3 separate regions of the Homo sapiens genome follow, and regions 2 and 3 are each linked to region 1. A link is a loop called in an ENCODE intact Hi-C map of the cell type or tissue named here. Cell type or tissue: IMR-90. All regions are shown on one strand.

Region 1 (5,000 bases):
TGCACCACTGCACTCCAGCCTGGATGACAGAGCAAGACTCCATCTCAAAACAAACAAGCAAACAAAAAACAAGAAAAACCTTAGGCTTGGGGCAGACAACAGAAGCAGAGAGGTCAGAGAGGAGGAACAGATCCAAAAAAAAGGGAAGGAGGTGGAATCTCCAGGACTAGTCCCTACTCAAGTGAGTGAGGGAAGGGAGGGCAGGGGAGAAAGCAAACATCCCGGCTGAGCACAGGGTGATGCCATACCTGGCACCGAGGGAACAAAGGGCAGGGAGGGTGTGAGGAAGCTGAGTGTGAGGTGGAGGGGAGGGGTGTTCCAAGAGCTACCACGAGCAAGCTGTGCGTGGGACATGAACTGTGTGTTTGAGTGGGAGAGTTGTCCACAGAGAGATAGAAACTGGAGCCTACGATGGACAAGTTCTCCCAAGGCGAGCGCTCAGTCCAGTCTCTTCCCTGGATGGACCTCCCAATCCCTTGGGAAGTTTTTAGAAGCAGACAGGAACCTGGACTTCCCTGCCATCTCTTCCTACCAACCACAAAGAGATTCTGACTCAGAAAGGTAGCCTGAGGCCCTATATGTGACTGGGCTCTTACACTTACAAGAAAGGAAACCCAACTCAAACTGGCTGGAGCTGAAAGGACTCCTGTCACCGGGCTTCTGGCACAATTTGATTGAAGGGTTTCGGTGATGTCTTCAGGACTCAGTCACTCTCCACCTCTGTTTGCCTCCGTGTTGGCTTCATCCTCATTTATCAACAGTGGCAAGACACCTGCGGCAGCTCCAGCTCATCCCTTTAGAAAGCCCTTCCAAGGAAATAGCTGTAGCTCCCAGTCACTCCAGCCCAACTCTCACTGGCCTGAACTGGGCCACATGTCCTCTCTGACCTAGTCACAGTAGCCAGGGGAGATGAGAGAGGACAACTGGTGAGGTTACTTCCTATTCATATGCCAGGTATGGAGTTAACTCCACCAGAGCCATATGTCCTGGGGAGAAGAAAGTTCCCCAAAGGAAATTGAGTCACAGTTACTAGGAATAGGGGGACTAGGCTCAGGGCAAATAAAATGACAGGTGTTGGCTCCCCTGTGGCCTCTACAGGGGACCTGGAGCAGGTCCTGGCCATGGAAGCTTTCCATGGGGAAGAAATGGGAGAGGCAGGTCAAGAGCCATGGGCAGAAGAGCCAAGTAGAGGACAGAGGACCTGCGGCCTTCTGGAGGAGGGCTGACCTTCGCTTTTGTCATGGGGAGCAGAAGCTGAGTCTTTGGGGAAGCCTGAAAAGCTGGTGGGAGAGGCAGTGGAAGAGGCAGTGGGAGACAGCACAGTGGGGCCTCAGAGATGCCACGCTGGTAGTTTTGGTTTCAGGAAGGATTTTGATGCTGTCAAAGCCACAGTGGAGGAAGAGAAGTGGGGTTTGCTCAATAAAAACGGGCTGGGAGCAAATGACAGGATTTTAAGGTGTAGAAAACAGGAGAGAGAAGGGTGGCCTTCCTGGCAGAGGGTCTAGCAGGAGCAAAAAAGTGGAAAAACACAGAAAAGACTTGAAGAACAGTAGAGGCTGTATGCCTGGGGCATTTTTTCTTCATTTTTGTCTAGGTGTGTAACCAAGACCACAGTTTAAAATCAAAGTCTTTGGGTTAGCATTGGAGGCCCTCTTTCTTCTTACTGCAAACAAGAAAATCTATTTCCTGGTGTTTTTCTTGAGGCATCTGAATCCCCCCCCTTTCTTCTGGGAGCCCTGAAGCACCTTTTGTGGTCTTTACATGTTTTGTGGATTTTCGCTATTCTGCCTTTTGTGGCGGTTTTATGTGAACATGACTTGTCTTCCTTAATCAACTGTTTTTAAAGCTCCTGGAAGGCACTCTTTTCACCTCAGTGTCCCCAGGTCCTGGCCCCCACCTATGAAGAAAGAAGGGTTCAAGATAAGCCACATGAGGCTGTAACTTGTGCCTGGGGTAGACAATGCTCTACCTGAAAGAAAAATCTCCCAGGGCAAGAATTCTAAGCAGTGTGGGAAGAAGAAGAGGGATACCTGGGGATCAGGCCCCTCAACACAAGCTAACTCCTGCTGCTCACAAGCTGCTACTCTCAGCTGTCAGGTAGGGAAAAAATGGAGGTTAACTGTGATCCATTTGCTTTCTCTGGGATGGAAACTTCTTCCTGTTTCACAACTGGGAGCCCAGAGCTAGCTGTGTCTGAGATGGCCCTAGCAGCCATGAATTCCAAAGAAGGAGCCGATGCCCTTTATTGAGTGCCTGCCCTGTGCCAGCACTGTGTTCACTGCTTTACATACATTACCTCATTCAGTCCTTCCAGACGGGTAGATACTTTTATTATCAGCCCATCTTACAAATGAGAAAACTGAGCCTCCGAGATGTTCAGCAGCTTCCACATTGACAAAAGGGAGATTTACACCCAGGTTTCTCTGACTCCAGAGTCCCCCTGGAAGCTCCAGGGTTTGCAATGCTGGGGCCAGGTCAGGCTAGCGCAACACCCTCCTCTTTCAGTTCCCAATCACAAGGATGCTCCAGCTCCAAACTGTTTAGATTTCACTGCCTGAGCATTCCTGAGGGCCTCCAAAGTCCTGAAAGGGAAAAGATCAGTTTGCAGAATAAGGAGGGAATGAAACTAACTCCCCACCTCAGTTCCTCCATTCAGACTAGCCTGGGAGGGGAGTGGGGGAAGTCCAAAGTCCCTGAATTTCCTGGCCTGTACCTCCCAGTGCAGAAACTCTCCAACGCCCCCTGGTGTTCTTCAATACCATCCAAGTCTCCCAAGGATTCATTCCTCTGTAGAGTGGACTGGGACATCCCATCACAGGGATGGAGAAAACAGAGTGCCCTTGCCACTGAAGCCATCAGGAGAATCCTAGAACTGGAACTGGAACCCAGAGCTCCTGGCCACGGGCTCTTTCAGCAGCATCGCCTTCTATTCCTGTTGTCCTCCATAGTGGCTGACTGGCCCAGCAGTCAATGTTACCTTTATTACATATGATCTCAGTACTTACTATGTTACAAGTCCAATATGCACTATTAAGTGTGCCACACTTTATTAGAAGTGCAGTGACACTGTATTATATATCAAGTTCCATCAGGTCAATATAGAAAATGGGAAGTTTGTACTGGCATGCCTTGTTATTTTGAAATGGAATCCCAGCACCACTGCTGCCCCCACCTCCACTGCATATTTGAAAACCCAGTCTACTCTCCTCTGCCCGCTGTTCCAGGAAGACAGGCTTTCTCCCAAAAACTCAGTCCCACCACCTCATTCACAGGAATGTCAACAGGCACAAGGAGATAAAGTCTCTTGGGATACAAATGCTACTTAATGTGGGGGGTGGAGGAGGTGACAAGAGAAGAGAGAAAACTACCAAATGCCCTTCAGGCCACCAGTTTTTCTCTAGTGGAATATAGGAAATGACAACAGGAGAGAGCCTGGTTAGCCCTAAGCCTCCCGCAGGGATGGAACCTGAGTTTGTGTAGGAATTGCTCACCTTTGATGACTGGGATGATTGAGGCAGGCTGGTCTCACCACACAGGGATAGATGGCATGGGTCTCAGATTAATGGCAGGCAAGAAGGGGAGATGTCAGGACTGGCAGGCGGCCCCAATGAGCCACCTCTCAGATACCTGGAATAAGATCTCCTCCGTTTTCAGTGTCTCATACTACCTCAGGTCTTGGTCCTGAGAGGAAGGGCTGCCAGCTCTGCTGCCCCCTGGAGGGCTGACTTTTCACCCCAGAGTAAAGATGTGGTTGGCCGCCCGGCACTGGAGGAGCTGCAGATCTCAGGAGGTACAGAGCCCCCGGGGAGTCGGTTGTCGGGGGAGAAGGAAGGGGAAAGAGGTTGGGGGCTTGGGAGTAGAGGAGCGGTGGCTGAAGGGATCAGGTAGTCCTGATCAGGACGTGGAGATCCACCCACAAGCCCTGACAATAACTCAGTCGAGTTCCTGGAGGGTCTCAAGGGCTGGGAAAGGTGGAGTGGTGCCTGCCCCAACGCGTCCATGGAAGGTGGTGCCCGCCTCACCGCCTCCGTGGAAGGCCAAACGAGCCCTCGGTGTGAATCCGGAGAAAGAGAGGGAAGTGCAGCGCCAGCTCCACTCCACACCCCCTTCCTGCCTATAAATAACCCCAAGTGTCACTTCAAAGAGGACGGGGAGCGCGGCAGAGGGGCTCCCGGGCCGGCGGGCTGGGGCCGCCGGACCTGCTCACCACGCCCCCCACCCTGGGCGAGTTTGCATAAATAAACAAATCCAAGCCGTCGGCCCCGCGGGAGGTGGAGGAGGAGTGACGAGGAGGAGGAGGAGGAGGGAGGGGGGAGGGAGAGATTAGTTTGGGAAGTAGCACGGATTGCTCATCCGATCCGTGCCGCCGCAGGGAGTGTGTCAAGTTACAGAGGCGCCGGAATCGGCCCCTGCGCTCCTCGCCAGCCGCCACGACCCACCTCTGCCCATGGGGCCCTCCGTGTGCGCCCCTTCGCCCGGGGACTGAAACTGACTGGCCCGGGAGACACGAGGCGCCCAGAAGGACTGACAGCGCGGCACCAACTGCTCTGCAGACACTTGAAGGGAAAGACTGGGCGGAGAGAAGGAGAGCCGGTCAGATTCCCCTAACTTTCCTGGACTTGGAACGTTCTTCGAAATAACTTTTTTCTCACCTAGGTGTACCCCAATTACCGCTGGTTGTGCTTTTTCGGCACTTCCTCTCCTACTGCTAATTTTTCCGTCCTCTTTGCCGGGAGCAGCGGAAAGGGACGTTTTCCAGCGATACAAGCCCTTTCCCCCTGCCCCGCAGTTTGGATAGAGCCTTTTGGCAGCGGCTGTCGCCTTTATTTATTCTATTTATTTATTTATTGGTTCTCAAGACGCGAGAGGATGGTAGCGGAGCGCACCCACAAAGCGGCAGCCACCGGTGCCCGCGGCCCTGGGGAGTTGGGCGCGCCCGGGACGGTGGCTCTGGTGGCGGCGCGGGCGGAGCGCGGCGCACGGCTGCCGAGTCCAGGGTC
Region 2 (5,000 bases), 56 kb before region 1:
TAGGTCTCAGCATTCTCACTGTTCTTTGTTCTTTTATATATAATGCATAGTTACTGAGCAACTACTTTGTACCAGGTGCCATGCCAGGCATCGTGGGTACATTAGTGAACAAGACTCAACCTATGCCTTTGAGGAGGTACAGGGATAAGCACTCCATTGCACCTGTATTATCCCTCCCCACTCCTGCTGCCATTGCAGACATCACTAATCAACCACAGCATGCTTTAACACTGAGCCCAGACATGACCTCAGGATCTCTTTGAACCCAGCACTCCAGTGTTTCCAACAACTACCAAGTGGGGACTAGCCCCCATTATGCCTTCCTCACAGGGTTGCACAGAGAATAAAAACAAGATTGTAATTGGGTGAGGGAAACATGCTCTAAAATCAGGTCCAAGTGCAGAGTTTTTCCCTAAGCCTATAAGCATGGAGAGCAGCTGATAGGGCAGGAGGGTGCTTCCTTCTTCAAATATCCTTGAGAATTAAGCCAAAGGGCCAGGAGCAGTTTATGTGCAAAGACTATGTCTGTCCCCAGTGCCCAACACACAGCCTGGCACCCACTGCCTATTCTTAAATCCTTGTTAGATAAATGAATGCATCTTCATATCCCTGCCCAGCTGGGCAGTCACCTACCAGGGCAGGCGGCCATGTCTGCTTGCTCCTTTCTGGAATAAGTCAGCCCAGCCTACAAACAGACAACTCTTCAGAAGGCAGATCCAAGGCCCCTGGTGCAGATAACTGCAGTCAAATACACCCCACCCGCACCCCAGGCCTCGTTCAAGCATCTTTCCTTCCTTCTTGGCCTTAACAAGGTGGAGCATGTCTGTTTGGCACCTTCTCCCTTCTCACTCACTTGCTAGATAACCAGGGATTCAGGCTGACTGTGGAAACCTCTGGGGTGTCTGGGACCTGAGGCTGCTCCCACAATGTGACAACACCTGTGCATTAATGGAGGGAAAGGAGGCTGGGGAGGGAGGCTGCTCGCCAGCCTCCACTGGCTAGGCTCCACTGGCCTGCTTCTTTCCAAGGCAGACAGATGAGGACAGAGGAGGTGGCTTCCCCCGAGGGGAAATGGAGTATGGGCTTGGTGGGGCCTCTGCTCTATGTGTTTATGAACTAGAATCTCACATAGGAATCTAGCTCTGCAGACTTTAAAGCCCTCTCCCATCCTGTAGCTGATGTGAAGCATATAAGGCCCTATGAGAAAGGCCATGAAAGACTGTTACTGCTGCTCTGCCTATGTGGAAGCTGGCCCAGAGAGGTTAAGTGACTCATCTTGGGTCACACAGCCTTTCAAGACCAGCTGCACATTCATCATGTCTGCCATCTGAATAGAAACCTGGAGATGGCATGGGCCTGAAGTCTACAGAAGGCTGCCCTGTAGGAGTAATAGGGCACTCTGCACAAGTGTCTAGGCTCTGGCGTCAGGGCTGCCCAGACCCAAATCTTGTCCCTACCACCCTCAAGTTGTAGGAGCTTAGACACATGGCTTAATCCACGAGACTCACTCTCCCCCTTCAGAAACTGGGGAAAATATTACCCACTTCACGAAGGTTTTGGAAAATTATGTATTTCTTTCTCTTTCTTTCTATAAACATGTATTGAGATTTATTGTGCCAATGGGGTACAAACATGAGCATGTCACCACCTCTGCCCTTGAGCTTAAAGTCTACATATAGATCAGCAAATAGTAAAATACAATGTGGCTGGGGCTGTGATTCCACACACAGATCTGGAGAACTGAGGAAAGAGAGACTAACTGGGGTTGGGCACGCTTTGGTACAAGGATGACCACTCCATCGTCCTGTATTATCCCTCCCCACTCCTGCCACCATGGCAGACATCACTAATCAGCCACAGTACACTTTAACACTAAGCCCAGCCATAACCTTAGGATCTCAAGGGGACTGAGGTACTGAAGGGTGAGTAGGAGCTTGCCAGGTAGACACAGTAGGTTGGAAGGATATTTGGGGAAGAGGAAACAGCCTTAAAAAGACATGGAGATGTGGAGAAAGATGGCATGTCTTGACAATGGGGGAAGGTTTGGTGTGGCTGGTATATGAGCTTCACCACAGAGATGAGGCTGAAGACGTTGTCAGGCTGCAGCGTGAGGGGATTTGAAGCCAGCCAGGCCCAACAGCAGAGGGCGACAGTGGGAGGATTTCCTGCAGGAGAGGGCTGGGAGGCTTCCAACCTGGCCCTCTTCTGAGGCTGAGAGTCAGGCCAGGAGCTACTGTAGAGACTCCAGCATCCTTGGGACATCAAGAAAGGGAGGGGGTCAGAGGAAGGACTAAGAACTAAGGTCTGATCCAGGAGCAGACACCAGGCCGCTGATGGCCCTAGGTGTCAGGCTAACCTAGAAAACTCCCACTGCACAGAAGCAGCATGGTGGGCTCAGGAGTAGCAGTTCACCCTGCAGGCTCTTGTTCCAAGGCTTCCATTTCCAGATATTTGGCCGCCAAGGGAGGGTGGCCCCTCCTGGGTGGTGAAGACCAGAAACCTCACTTTCCAGAGGGGAAGGCTAGAGATTGAGAAAGGTCAGTGAGCCCACCAAGGGCACATAGCAGAGCTGAGGCCGAGGGCAGATGGCATGGAGGGTTTCCAGAGCTGTGAATGCTGGAGCCTTGGCCCTAATCTTGTCAGAGGGGACTGAGAACAGAGCCAAGGAGGAAAAGCCATTGAGGGGGCCTAATGGGCAGCAACGGGTGGCAGCACCCAAAGCAGAAGGTATTGGCTACCCGCAAGACAAGTTTTGGGGCTTTTATTTGCAAAGCCCAGGCTCTTAATGGGTCATTGTGCTGATTGTCTTGTGGGGTGGGAAGCGTGGTGGGACTCGGGGGAGAACAGAGCAAAAGGTGGGAGCACTTGTTGAGGAACATATTTGGAGAGGCCCCCCTCCTTCATCCCCAGGCTGGGAAGAGAAGGGTGTTTGTGGAACCTGAGACTGTGGAGACCAAAGCCCACTGTCATGCAGGGCCTCTGAGAGACCCCTAAAATCTCTCAGGGGCCCTGCCTGAGATTGGGCTTTCTTCCTCTTCCTGGGGAGGCAGGAAGAGTGCACATTAGGAACCACTGCCCCGAGAGCTGCCACCAGAGACTCCTGGAAACGAATGAAGCAGCCACCTTCAATGGGTCATGGGAGTTGGATAATGAGGACACTTTCCAGATCCTTGTGATCCTAGAGAGACAGGAGCCCCTCAAAACATGAGCTTTGATGCCTTTTCCTCCTTCCCTGGGGAATCCAAGGTCATCTCTGGAAATACTGACTCTTTTAATGCCCGTCTTTGTGCGTTTGAGCTGTTATAACAAAATACCACAGACTGGGTAATTTATAAATGACAGAAATGTATGGCTTACAGTTGTGGAGGCTGGAAGTCTGAGATCAAGCTACGAGTAGATTCAGTGTCTGGTGAGGGGTGTGCTCTCTGCTTCCAAGATGGGGCGGGGGTGCGACGCAGGGGCAGAAGTGAGCAGGCATGGGGTCTGCATGCCCACATCAGTGCCTTATCTACCAGGCAGTCAAGCTGGTGTCTTCATGGGTGCAAGTAAGTTGTAAAAGTGGCTCAAAACTTCAGCGGGCATACTTTGGGTTGTAACTCAACTGTTATCTCTTGAGGCAACCTCCTGGTGGGTGAGAGTTGGGCTCTGGAGCTTCTAAGCACATAGTTAGATGAACTTGCCCTGTAAGGAATGTCTGGTGAAGAGGAGGTAAAAGGCTGTCATTGCATTTCTAAAGGACAGAGTAAGAAGTGGGAGAAAGGAGGAAAGAAAAAAGAAGAGAGAGGAAAAAATAATTAAACTATCTCTTAGAAAAATGGGGGTACTTGATTACGTTATAACTGAACACCGGGGAGGCAGCAGAACATCAAAGAAAGAGAATGAAACTTGATGTTTGATGACCTGGCTGTGAGTCTTTGCTCTGCTATTTATGTGCTCCATGTCCTGGGACACACCTAGAGTAAGCAGGGATCACTGCTGCAGGGCTAGGATTGGAAGCCAAGTAACATGCTGAGAAAAGAGCCTCGAAACTCATACAGAAAAAGGACCAGATCCACAATCGATATGGAATCATAAGTCAATAAAGGACAAATGACACAATAAAAAAGCAGGCAAATGCTCTGAGCAGATAACATGAAGAAACACAAATGATCAACACATACACAGAAGCAAGCTCTCCCTCATTAGTAACCAGGGAAATTTAAATGCAATAGTAATTTTCATCAGATCGGCAAAAGAGCAAACTTAATTGTGGTCAAAGAAAAGTAGACAAGGGTGTGGGGTAGGGACCCACACACCTGTGAGCGGAAGTATAAATTGGTACAGTCACTTCCTATGGCAACTTTGCTGTAATCTATTAAACCTGAAAATGGGCATAGCCCATGACCCAGCAATCACACTTCTCGGAACCTATTCTAGGTACCTACCCTGAAGAAACACTAGCACGTGTATGGGGTTTTCATTACAATATTGATGGTAAAATAAAAATGGAAAGCGAAATATTCCCAGGAGGAAATAGCTAGCTGAAATGTGACCTATTCCACAATGGAACACGATTCACTAGTTAAAAGATGATCCTTTTGTACCTACATAGATAGATCTCAAAATCACTGTTGAGTGGGAAAAAAATACAGTCATTCCCCTCTTCTCTGTGGTTTCACTTTCTGCAGTTTCAACTACTCATGGTCAATTACAGTGTGAAAATAGGTGAGTACAGTACCATAAGATATTTTGAGGAAGAGAGAGAGAATACATTCACATAACTTTTACTGTAGTATGCTGTCATAATTGTTCTATTTTATTACTAATTTTGTTGTTAGCAATCTCTCACTGTATCTAATTTATACATTAAGCTTTATCATAGGTATGTGTTATAGGAAAAAAACATAGTATATCTAGGATTTGACATGGTTTCAGGCATCCACTGGGGGTCTTGGAGAGGATCCCCCTGGCTAAGGGGTGACTACTGTATAAGTAGATGTAATATAATCCCAAGTCAGGAT
Region 3 (5,000 bases), 100 kb before region 1:
CAACCAGTAGGTGGGAACTTCTAAAGTCAGAGTGGCCAACCCAGTGCCCATAGGGGCCAGGCTTGGAACATGGGTAAGTGGGAAACCCAGGTGCCTAAAAATGAGGGTAAAGAACTGTGGCAAGGACACATGGTTATCAGAGAGGCTACAGGGACTGGTGGGGACTATGGCAAATTGGAGGGAACAGACCCAATTTAAAGGGGTCACCTCAGGCCCTGGAGAGATGTAAACCTGAGACTGTCTAGATATTTAGCTTTTTAAAGAGAAGCAGGAAATACGAATTTTTATATAAAATCTAATTCATTTTCTTTTTTTCTTTTTTTTTTTGGTTGAGACAGAGTCTCGCTCTGTTGCCCAGGCTGGAGTTCAGTAGCACTATCTTGGCTCACTGCAACCTCTGCCTCCCAGGTTCAAGTGATACTCCTGCCTCAGCCTCCCTTGTAGCTGGGACTACAGGCGTGTGCCACCATGCCTGGCTAATTTTTGTATTTTTAGTAGAGATGGGGTTTCACCATCTTGGCCAGGCTGGTCTTGAACTCCTGACCTCAGGTGATTCGCCTGCCTTGGCCTCCCAAAGTGCTGGGATTATAGGTGTGAGCCTCCGCACCCAGCCAAAATTTCCTAATTTTCAAGTGTTGGCTACTTATGAGCCAGACAAAATCCATCTTGAGGCTATATTTGACCCTCTGTTCTGATTCTAAGATCTGGGGATGACTTCTCCTTGTCCCCAAAACAACTGAACAACTTTTCCTTTCCTACCAGATTCCCCTTGGCCCCTGCAGTCCTGAGTCAGAGGCCCCAGCTCACAGCTCTGTCTTGAGAGCATCTCCTCTCCTTTCTGAAGATGGCCCTGAACTGAATAGTGAGAGACTCTAGCCAGGTCTGCTCTGCAAGGCTGATCATCCATCCTCCAGCTGCTGGGACTCTTAGCTGTGGATGGCTCACAGCTGCATTCTGGAGACTGCCTCCTTCTGGGTCATATCTGCTGCCATGGGAGACTACAACCAATGACAATCTGATATTAGGATATGAAGGCCCACCCCGTGCCTCAATTTGGGACCATGCTGGAGGACCATCTCAGCTGCAGAGCCCCCCCATAGGATGGCTGAGGCCTCAGGTGCAACCTCATCATGATTCACCTCCTTCCTTTCCCAGTCCTGCCTTGCTTGGCTCCTTTTGCAGGGAGCACCTCCAGAAGGCCTAAGGAACCCAAGCGAGGCAGGACTGGTTCTTTCTGCACAAATCTCTGCATCAGTATTTCCAAAGAGTCTCATGTGAAACACGCAGCCTACCCACTTTCTCAGAGACCTAATTTTTTTCTTATCAAAACTTCTCTCAGGAAAGGCTCTGATAAGCTTGTTCACATGGAGGTATCCGTGGTTGATAATAGCTCAATGGATTTATTTTTCCAGAGTCATCTGCTATATATTTATGAGAATCTTATGTCGAAGGGTGGATGAACTTCCAGGGTAATGAGGGAAGATTGGGGCATTTCTGATTTATCAGTGAATCAGGGGCTGCACCATGCCAACAGCCTAAAGTAAGACAGGGTGATTCTAAGCCTCGTAAATGTTGATTGGTGAGGCTGGCTCTTGAGATCTGCCATCTTGGGGCTTTTAAAGAGTGAATCAGCAAGGTGTGACAAACAGGGACCCGGCTAGCTGTGTGACTGCTCCTTTCTGGAGCCCAGTTTCTTCAACTGATTGATGGTAATATTCACTATAAAATTGTATCCACACATGAGCTTAATTAAGATATTAATATAGTCATTTTTGGACACACCGGAAAGTTAGATGTAAATGCCTTGGAATGGAGACTCCCAAACTTCCTCTTTCCATAGCACCCTTAGTGTCACAGTAATTTTTTTATTACTTATGTGCCCCCAAGACCAAAAGAAACACCAAAGAGATCCATTATTAAGTAGTTAGGTCTAAATAAATCAATGTGTATGTCTGTCCTAACAACTTTGTAGCCATCTAAAAATACACATAAAGGAAAAGATATTTTTATTCCATTCTTAACCACAGTTATTTACTAATGGGATGTATAATATGTTGGGTACTGCATGGTTTCTCAAACCTTGGAATCATATCGGATGCCATCACCTCATTTCCTGGTCCACAATGATTTGCACATGGTATTTGCTTTTTATCACAGCAACCACCAAAACACTTCGCAAAGATATGATGTCACTGAAAGGAATGTAGTGGGCCCTAAAGCTGAAACTGGTAGTGTGCGGAGCATCCGGCAGGTGTCACTGTACTTCCCACAAAATTTAAAATATCCCTGCAGCCACTCTGTGAATTGGCGATGGTGCCCCCAGGGGCCTCAGTGCAAGGTTTGGGAGCAGTGGCCTCAGGTATTAACTATGGCTGTATTCAGAGAGTAAACTTTTGGATAATCTTTACTTCTTTCTTTCTACTTTTTCCTCGTCCCTTACATAACAAGCATGTAATAATACTTAAATAAGAGCCAAATCAGAGAGATGGTTGTACAACATTGTGAGTGTATTTTAATGTCGCTAATGATAAATTTTTTGTCATGTGTCTTCTACCACAAAAAAGCTATTTTAAAAAATCAGAGAGGCCAGGTGTGGTGGCTCATGCCTGTAATTCCAGCACTTTGGGAGGCCGAGGTGGGCGGATCACAAGGTCAGGAGATTGAGACCATCCTGGCCAACATGGTGAAACCCCGTGTCTACTAAATATACAAAAATTAGCTGGGTGTGGTGGTGCGTGCCTGTAGTCCCAGCTACTTGGGAGGCTGAGGCAGGAGAATCGCTTGAACCCAGGAGGCGGAGGTTGCAGTGAGCCAAGATTGAGCCACTGCACTCCAGCCTGGGCAACAGAGTGAGACTCCATCTCAAAAAAAAAAAAAATATATCAGAGAAAAATGTAAGATTTGTATATTTTTTAAACCCCAAACCCCTCAGGGAAGTTGGATGGGATAAGGCAAGGACAAGATCTATGAGCTGGGATGCTGTAGGGCGTCCCAGCAGCCAGGCTCTCAGACTTGCATCCACCCAGCCCTGCACCCGCCCACCCAGCTATCCACACCAACTGGCTGCCTGCTTCCCAGGGAAACACACCTGTATCAGAGCATTTAACCCACCACTCTCACATTCCACCTCTCCCTGGAAGAAAAACCTGTTTGCCATTCTGCTGGCTGGCTTCCTTGTTGGTGCAGGTAGAAAGCCAGGCTCTGGGAACCCAGCAGACATGCTGTCAGGAGAACTTCCTTTGCAGTGGGATGTGAGCTGAGGCAGCGGGAGACCACTGGTTTGTGTTATATCCTCTGACTCGACAGTGAGCACAGGGACTCTCAAATGTGACATTTCTCCTATTGGTGCTATCTATGCCTGTCCTTTCAGCCAGGTGGATCAAGTCATTTGCTGCATCGTTTTACATTGTGGAAAACCTCCTTTATGTCTGGCTTAATACGACACGCTGAGGTTCCCGTACCTGTTTCTGCCTTCAAACTGTTCCTGCGGGCTGTTTTTGGAAGAAAATCTGGTCTCATATGGATATGTGGTTGGAAAAGGGAAGACCTTGTGGGACCCCCTGAAATGGCCAGGGGACCTTAGACCATACTTCGAGAATCATCACCTTTCAGCAATGGTTTAAATAAGCCGAGAAAGCTTTCCTCACCTTCATGTAACAGCTGAGGAAACTGAAGGCTCTGAAAATGACATGATGTTGTGAAGATCTTACCCTGCTTTAATGCAGGAGGCAAGGCTAGGAACTGGCTCTTCTGTCTCCTGCTTTGGGGCTATTTCCATTACTAAAGGAAACAAGATTCATGATGCTCCTAAAGTACAGCCTCCTTAAGAGTTCCTTTCATGAAGGTTAGTGGAAAACCCTAAGTTTTTATTTACCTGAAATATATATTTTTTGAAACGATAGTTTTGGAAGATAGTTTTGCTGCATATAAAACTTTGGGCTGATGATTAATTTTTTCCTCAGCATTTGGAAGGTATTTCCCCCTATCTTTTGGCCTCTCCCATGGCTGATAGCTGGCAATCTAATTGTAATTTTTCGGTAGATGAGTGGTCTTTTCTGTCTGGCTGCTTTCAAGATTTTCTCTTTATCTTTGGTGATATAAAATCTCCCTTCAGTAGGACCTGGTGTGGATTTCTTTTTATCCATTCTGTTGGATGTATGATGCATATACATTAGAAATGTGTCTTCCTTTCAGTGTGGTGATTCCTCAAGGATCTAGAACTAGAAATACCATTTGACCCAGCCATCCCATTAGTGGGTATATACCCAAAGGATTACAAATCATGCTACTATAAAGACACATGCACACGTGTGTTTATTGCGGCACTATTCACAATAGCAAAGACTTGGAACCAACCCAAATGTCCATCAATGATAGACTGGATTAAGAAAATGTGGCATGTATACACCATGGAATACTATGCAGCCATAGAAAAGGATGAGTTCATGTCCTTTGCAGTGACATGGATGAAGCTGGAAACCATCATTCTGAGCAAACTATCACAAGGACAGAAAACCAAACACCGAATGTTCTCACTCATAGGTGGGAATTGAACAATGAGAACACTTGGACACAGGGTGGGGAACGTCACACACTGGTGCCTGTCGTGGGGTGGTGGGCTGGGGGACAGATAGCATTAGGAGAAATACCTAATGTAAATGACGAGTTAATGGGTGCAGCAAACCATCATGGCACATGTATACCTATGTACCAAACCTGCACGTTGTGCACATGTACCCTAGAACTTAAAGTATAAAACAAACAAACAAAAATGAAATGTGTCTTCCTTTATCTGTAGATCTGTGTATCTAATTCTCAAGCACTCTTTCAAAATGATCCCTCTCTTCTATTCTTTCTATTGTCTCCTTTCAGGACTCTGATTACATCTGTGTCATATACTTTATTCTATTGTCTACATCTCTGAACCTTTCAAGTATACTGTTTCTCTCTCTCTGTTGTTTTCAGGGTTATTTCTTTCTTTCTTTCCTTTTTTTTTTTTT

Evidence for each region. Hi-C counts contacts between places; a loop is a spot of excess contacts. Peaks named below come from ENCODE experiments on the same cell type or tissue, not always from the same donor. Only the 100,000 strongest peaks of a DNase experiment are listed, where the experiment ranks them.
Region 2: it touches region 1 in a loop (5-fold over the local background); 34 of 110 quality-filtered maps call a loop at or near these places.
Region 3: a loop joins it to region 1, with 11 times the contacts of the local background. A loop is called at or near these places in 22 of 110 quality-filtered maps.

The regions. Positions count from the first base shown.
Region 1 is chr10:69,797,555-69,802,554 of GRCh38, forward strand. COL13A1 (collagen type XIII alpha 1 chain) reads left to right here and starts at 4,352. Exons shown (of 41, transcript NM_001368882.1): 1 at 4,352-5,000. The coding sequence starts at 4,870. It overlaps LOC124902444 (a long non-coding RNA gene), which reads right to left and starts at 4,217. Exons shown (of 2, transcript XR_007062179.1): 1 at 3,492-4,217; 2 at 2,309-2,582. In IMR-90, CTCF peaks have their summits at 2,744 (motif pointing left) and 3,722 (motif pointing left); DNase peaks (open chromatin) are centred at 2,727 and 4,347; H3K4me3 peaks cover 1,165 bases; H3K27ac peaks cover 581 bases; H3K27me3 peaks cover 280 bases.
Region 2 is chr10:69,741,236-69,746,235 of GRCh38, forward strand. No RefSeq gene overlaps it. Among named protein-coding and RNA genes, the nearest start is that of COL13A1, 58 kb to the right of the region's middle. In IMR-90, a CTCF peak has its summit at 2,139 (motif pointing right); a DNase peak (open chromatin) is centred at 1,276; H3K27me3 peaks cover 275 bases.
Region 3 is chr10:69,694,065-69,699,064 of GRCh38, forward strand. No RefSeq gene overlaps it. Among named protein-coding and RNA genes, the nearest start is that of LINC02651, 12 kb to the left of the region's middle. In IMR-90, a CTCF peak has its summit at 2,246 (motif pointing right); a DNase peak (open chromatin) is centred at 2,157; H3K27me3 peaks cover 420 bases.